Linked DNA regions of Homo sapiens: region 1 is linked to region 2. Evidence: chromatin contacts called from ENCODE Hi-C or POLR2A ChIA-PET data. All regions are on one chromosome and are shown on one strand. Each heading gives the region's core, a stretch centred on a gene start or an enhancer-like site at or near the end of the contact. The rest is flanking DNA. Distances are from core to core; before and after follow the strand shown.

Region 1 (2,751 bases), core at 62-2,561, 110 kb after region 2:
CCGTGAGGAACGGAATCCTACCAACAGCCCCATGAGGGAGCTTGGAAGCAGATCCTCCCCTACACAACTCTTTTTTTTTTTTTTAAATACAATATGGGGTCTCCCTATGTTGCCCAGGCTGGTCTTGAACTCCTGGCCTCAGGCTATCCTCCCACCTTGGCTTCCCAGAGTGCTGAGATTATAGGCATGAGCCACCATACCCAGTCAGGATATGTTTTGGGGTGGTTACTGTTGTAGAGACATTTTTGTAGAGATGTGACATGTACTAGTTATCTATTACTGCATAACAAATTACCCCAAAATTAGCAGCTTAAGACAGTACATTTATTCTGTCTTAGTTTCTGCGGTCAGGAGTCCAGACACAGCTCACCTGGTTCTCTGACTCAGATTCTCTCAGGGTCTCACTCAGGATGTCTCTACTTTTATTTGATTTTTAGAGACAGGGTTGCACTCTGTCACCCAGGCTGGAATGCAGTCGTGCAATCATAGCTCACTGGAGCCTTGAACTTCCAGGCTCAAGCGATCCTCCCACCTCAGCCTCCTGAGTAGCTGGGAATACAGGTGTGCCACCGCATCCAACTGATGTAAAAAAATTTTTTTTTTTAATTTTCTTAAAATGTGGGAATGTAGCCGGGCATGGTAGCTCACGCCTGTAATGACAGCACTTTGGGAGGCTGAGGCGGGTGGATCACCTGAGGTCAGGAGTTCAAGACCAGTCTGGCCAACATGGTGAAACCTCCTCTCTACTAAAAATACAAAAATTAACCGGGCATGGTAGCAGGTGCCTGTAATCCCAGTTACTCAGGAGGCTGAGGCAGGAGAATTGCTTGAACCTGGGAGGTGGAGGTTGCAGTGAGCTGAGATCGCGCCACTATACTGCAGCCTGGGCAACAAGAGCAAAACTCCATCTCAAATAAATAAATAAATAAATAAATAAATAAATAAAAATTGGGGAGTGTATCCCAATCCACACTCCTGATTTTCTCCCGTATACCTTGCCCTAACCCCCAGTCTTTGCCACCTCTACCCTTCCATTGCTCAAGTTAAAGACCCAGCAGGCATCCTTAGGTCCTCTCTTTCTCTCAGCCTGAATCTAACTCCTCACCACTCCCCATCAGCCCACCCTTCAATATAGATCCATATCCAACCACTTCATATAACCTCCCCTGCCACCTCCCTGGCCCAGGCCATCACCATCTCTTGCCCAGGCTATTGCAGTAGCAGTTCCTGACTGGCCTCCCCATGCCACTGTGTTCCCTTTACAGTCAGTTCTCCGCCCAGCCACCAGAGGGCTCCTGTTGAAACCTGAGTCAGATCAAGTCCCTCCTCTACTCCGGTCCTCACCTGCCAGGGCTCCCCACCACACTCAGGGTAGAAATCCCAAGTCTTTACCACGGCATGCCAGCTGCTAAATAACCCAGTCCCTTGTCACCCTCTGATCTGCTTTCTAACCATTTTGTTCTCTCCGCCTCCCTCTGCTGCAGCCATGCTGTCTTCCTTTCGTTCACCCTAACACAGACAGCACACTCCAGCCTCGGGGCCTTTGCACTCACTGTGCCTTCCGCCTAGAATATTCTTACTCCAGCTATTCACCAGCTTCCTTTCTTGCTCAGAAGGCATCAGAGAGGCCTTCCCTACCAATGGGTGTGAAACAGCCCCTCCCTACCATCCCATGTGTCTCTTTCCCACTTACTGTGCTACATTTCTTCATAACATGTACTATCACCTGACTTACTCTATACAGTTGCCTCTCCCACCACCCTCCAAAAATGTGGGCACCATATTTACTTCACTGATGTTTTCCCAGCACCTAGTTCAATGCCCAGCATGTAGCAGGTGCTTGATAAAGATTTGTGGAATGAATGGACATAGACTCTCAGTTTTGTTTTTGTTTTGGAGACAGAGTCTCTGTCGCCCAGGCTGAAGTGCAGTGGCACCATTGTGGCTTAGTGCAACCTCCGCCTCCTGAGTTCAAGCGATTCTCCTACCTCATCCACCTGAGTAGCTGGGACTACAGGTGCCCACCACCACTCTGGGCTAATTTTTGTATTTTTAGTAGAGATGGGGTTTCACCAAGTTGGCCAGGCTGGTCTTGAACTCCTGACCTCAGGTGATCTGCCCAAAGTGTTGAGATTACAGGCATGAGTCGCCACGCCCGGCCTATGAGAGGCAAATTATTACTGTTCTTTCAGCCTCCTGTTCCTACTCCTTTCTTCTCTCATTCAATTCTGCAGTCTCTGGTGAAGAATCTAGACACAGGTAGGAAAATACCGACAAAGGATACGATTTCAGCCCCTTATTCCTTTCCTCCTTTCCCAGTCCTGTTCCCTTACACCAACTGCTGCCACTAGAATCACCACCTCATCTCCCAGCTCCATCTCACCAAGTGGAAAACAAGTCTTTCTAACAGTGCAGGTGTCCCCGGGAAGAGCAACACTCTTAAGGGCTGTCACCCACCCCTGACACTTTCAGTCCGTGAAGATCCCCCAGCCTTCCGTCCTACTTTTCTTCATACAGTTTATTACTGTGTTGCAGACCGTGAATTAGGAATTGAGGAATACCTGGGGAAGCAAGACACAGCCCACATTCCAAGGGGCTCCCAGCCTAGCGAGGGGCCAAGCCACTTAGGCTATCTGGACCCAGGACGATAGGTGCTAGAGGAAGCACTGGGGGCCGCAGGAGGGGGCCTTGGAGGTGGAGAGTCAGGGAAGTCTTCCTGGAGGAGAAAACCTTTAAGCCGAGTCCTGGAAG
Region 2 (2,700 bases), core at 187-2,686:
CTAGCCCAGATGGCCCTGTCCTCTGGGCAGATACAGTCCTCTTCAGGCTCACTGCTGGGTAACAGAAGCTCCATTCACTTCCTTAGTAGTACACAACTGTACATGGTGGTAATGAATTGTGATTATGTAAAAATGACCCACATCAAAATGGGTAGAAAACATCTATTTGTCTATTTGGTAGGTAGGTTCGAGCGCTCTTACATTGTCTCCACCATTTACTTTCCTCCCAACCTTTTGAGGGTGGACTCATGACATAAATCTTAAGCATGCAGGTTGATGACTTTTTACATAAGTACACACCCAATTAACCACCACCCAGATGAAAACAGAGAACACTTCTTGTGTCTCAGAGACTCATGCTCCTCCCCAGTCAACACGGCCTCCCCAGCCACTGATCTAACAGAAGCCTGAGAGCTCCACAAGGGCCCAAGCAGGCTCTAGGACTCCACAGACAGGCCCAGAGCTGCTCTTCACCCATAACCTGCACCAGCCCTGGGGGCTCCCTGCTGCAGTCCACCCTGGAGCATTAGAGCCTCTGCTTTCCCCAGGGATGTGTGTTAGGTGATTTCAGGCCACTTGGAGGGAGAGCATGAAAGGGCAGCAGGAGATCACAGATCTTTCTGGCAGTGGAAGGAGAAAAACCCAGAAGCCAGAATAGGAGGAGGTCACAAGGAAGACCCTGGGAGGAATTCTTTTTCAGTTTTAAAACAACAAGTTTTTGTTGTTGTTGCTAAATGTTTCTTTGTGAGAAGAAAGCCTGCTAGCAACCTCCAATGTAGGGGGAGAGATGGGGAAGAAGAAATCTTGAGGGAGGTGGAAACCTAAGCAGATCCTTGCCTGGGAACAGCCACCATGTAAGTTTAGCTCAAGAGCTCCAGGAAGCATCTGGCAGGCCTGGGACTGACAGGCAGCAAAGCACAGTGGTTCAGAGAGTGGATTCCAGGCCTCTATCACTCACTCAGGTGACCTTGGCCTGGTTACTTAAAAAAAAAAAATCTTGCTATGACAGTTTCCCCATTTGTAAAATGGGGTATTATAGCCTACCTTGTAGGATTGTTGCAAGGATGAAATGAATTAACACAGGAAAACATTTAGAATAGTGCCTGTATATTCAAAGTGCTAAGAATTAGCTGCTATTAGATTGAGCCTCACGAAATTGCCAATATTCAACCATTTTAATCTACAAAAACAACTGCATATGATTCAACCTAACATATTATTATGATTCTATTACACTAGCCCAGGCTGAGGGCAGGAATTGTCAAGAGTCCCCACCTACCACAAAAGAGGCTTTGGCCCAGCTCTGCTGGCAGCTCGCATTTCAAGCTGCCACGGGCCCGGAGGATCCAGCCATTCTGCTCCCAGAGTACTATGTGCAAATGTGCCTCAGGCTCCTTTGCCCAGCGGTCTCAGGAAGGAAACCTCTCAGTGTGATCTCCTTTGTCAGTTTTTGGTCCTCTCTGCCAGGCAGCGGCCCTAGACAACTGCTTGGCCAGGGAGAAGCACGCACCCTTCCTGCTGGGGGCTTTTGTCGCAGCTGGGACCCAGCCCTTTGCCCCTGTGTACTCTGATGCCTCCTCTCCAAACCAGTTTCCCTCAGTATGAACCTTGTATGGTTTACTCATTATGTTAAAAACCACTTAATTAGAAAAGTGGGTTTTTAAAGCTCGCCTCATTGCTTCCAGGACTCGTGAATACACTAAAGGAAGTATTAATATTAATGATAATAAGCTCACTGTTTCGAGGTCTATATATCAAGTACACTATTCTAACTGTCTCACATGTATTTGTTTCTTTATTCTCATCATAGCCCAAGGAGGTAGGTACTATTGCCCCATTTATAGATAAGAAAACGGAGGCACAGAGAAACAAGTTACTTACTTACAGCTGCATGTTTAGGAAAGTGTGAGAGCTGGGATCCGACCCCAGGCAGTCTGGCTCCAAAGACCATGGTTTAACCACTGTACTACTCTGCACAGTCCCTAACCTTGACAGGAAGATATCTGCTTCCTCTCTGAACCCCTTACTGGCTCCCTTTATATCTGGCTCTTTTTCCCTGTTCTTCAAGTGTAACCAGTTTGCTGGTCTGCTAAAACTGCTGCAACTACCACTTTTATTTCTGTAACCACTTCAGCTGGTTTTTCTCTGAGTCACTTAACGTGGCTTTTAGCCCTAAAACTTCTCTCCTAGGCTGGACATGTTTGGTTTTTTACAATACCTGTATTCATCTACAGAGCTTCCTTCACAGTGATTTCACTACAAGCAGCCCTTCAGCAGTTAGGATACATGTGCCTACTTTCTCTGCAAAAGTCACACCCAACAGTTCACAACCTTACACAATGCTTTGTGCCCTTGTTCCTCACACCTCTGCCATGATTCTGTCTCCTAAAGGACACTGCCTGTCTAGCCTAACACCCAGGCACATTTTCTTCTTTTATCATTCATAGAATTTTAGAACTATGGAGGTGGGAGGAACTTTTCACCTTATCCAGTTTAATCGCCCATTCTATTTTGTCTAAAAGAAAGATGTGAGACTCTTCCACAAACAGGATTAATCGAGGTGTTAATACAGCAGCAGACAATAGCCTCCAATGCTGTTCTGTTGGGTATTGCCAAAAGGCCTCAGACCTACCAGATAATTGAAAATGCTACCCAGTAAAGAATATCTCTAGGATTAACATAGCTGTAAAGTCACAGAGT

The links. Hi-C counts contacts between places; a loop is a spot of excess contacts on that map. ChIA-PET counts read pairs that join two places held with the same protein, here RNA polymerase II (POLR2A). Pooled maps may share reads with other maps.
Region 1: a map of PC-9 shows a loop between it and region 2 (4-fold over the local background). The contact joins two enhancer-like sites. A Hi-C loop is called at or near these places in 5 of 168 maps with a recorded cell type or tissue (K562, PC-9, gastrocnemius medialis and 1 more), 7 of 37 single-sample maps with no recorded cell type and 12 of 50 pooled maps. POLR2A ChIA-PET finds 5 or more read pairs at or near these places in 3 of 52 experiments (K562, activated naive CD4-positive, alpha-beta T cell and activated naive CD8-positive, alpha-beta T cell).

Annotation. Positions count from the first base shown.
Region 1 is chr6:37,206,736-37,209,486 of GRCh38, reverse strand. No RefSeq gene overlaps it. Among named protein-coding and RNA genes, the nearest start is that of PIM1, 38 kb to the right of the region's middle. Within about 2 kb of position 1,311, at least 5 of the 41 ENCODE cell types and tissues checked have a DNase peak (open chromatin) inside an H3K27ac peak, as active enhancers do.
Region 2 is chr6:37,319,496-37,322,195 of GRCh38, reverse strand. The region is part of intron 12 of TBC1D22B (TBC1 domain family member 22B); the gene reads right to left. Among named protein-coding and RNA genes, the nearest start is that of RNF8, 33 kb to the left of the region's middle. Within about 2 kb of position 1,436, at least 5 of the 41 ENCODE cell types and tissues checked have a DNase peak (open chromatin) inside an H3K27ac peak, as active enhancers do.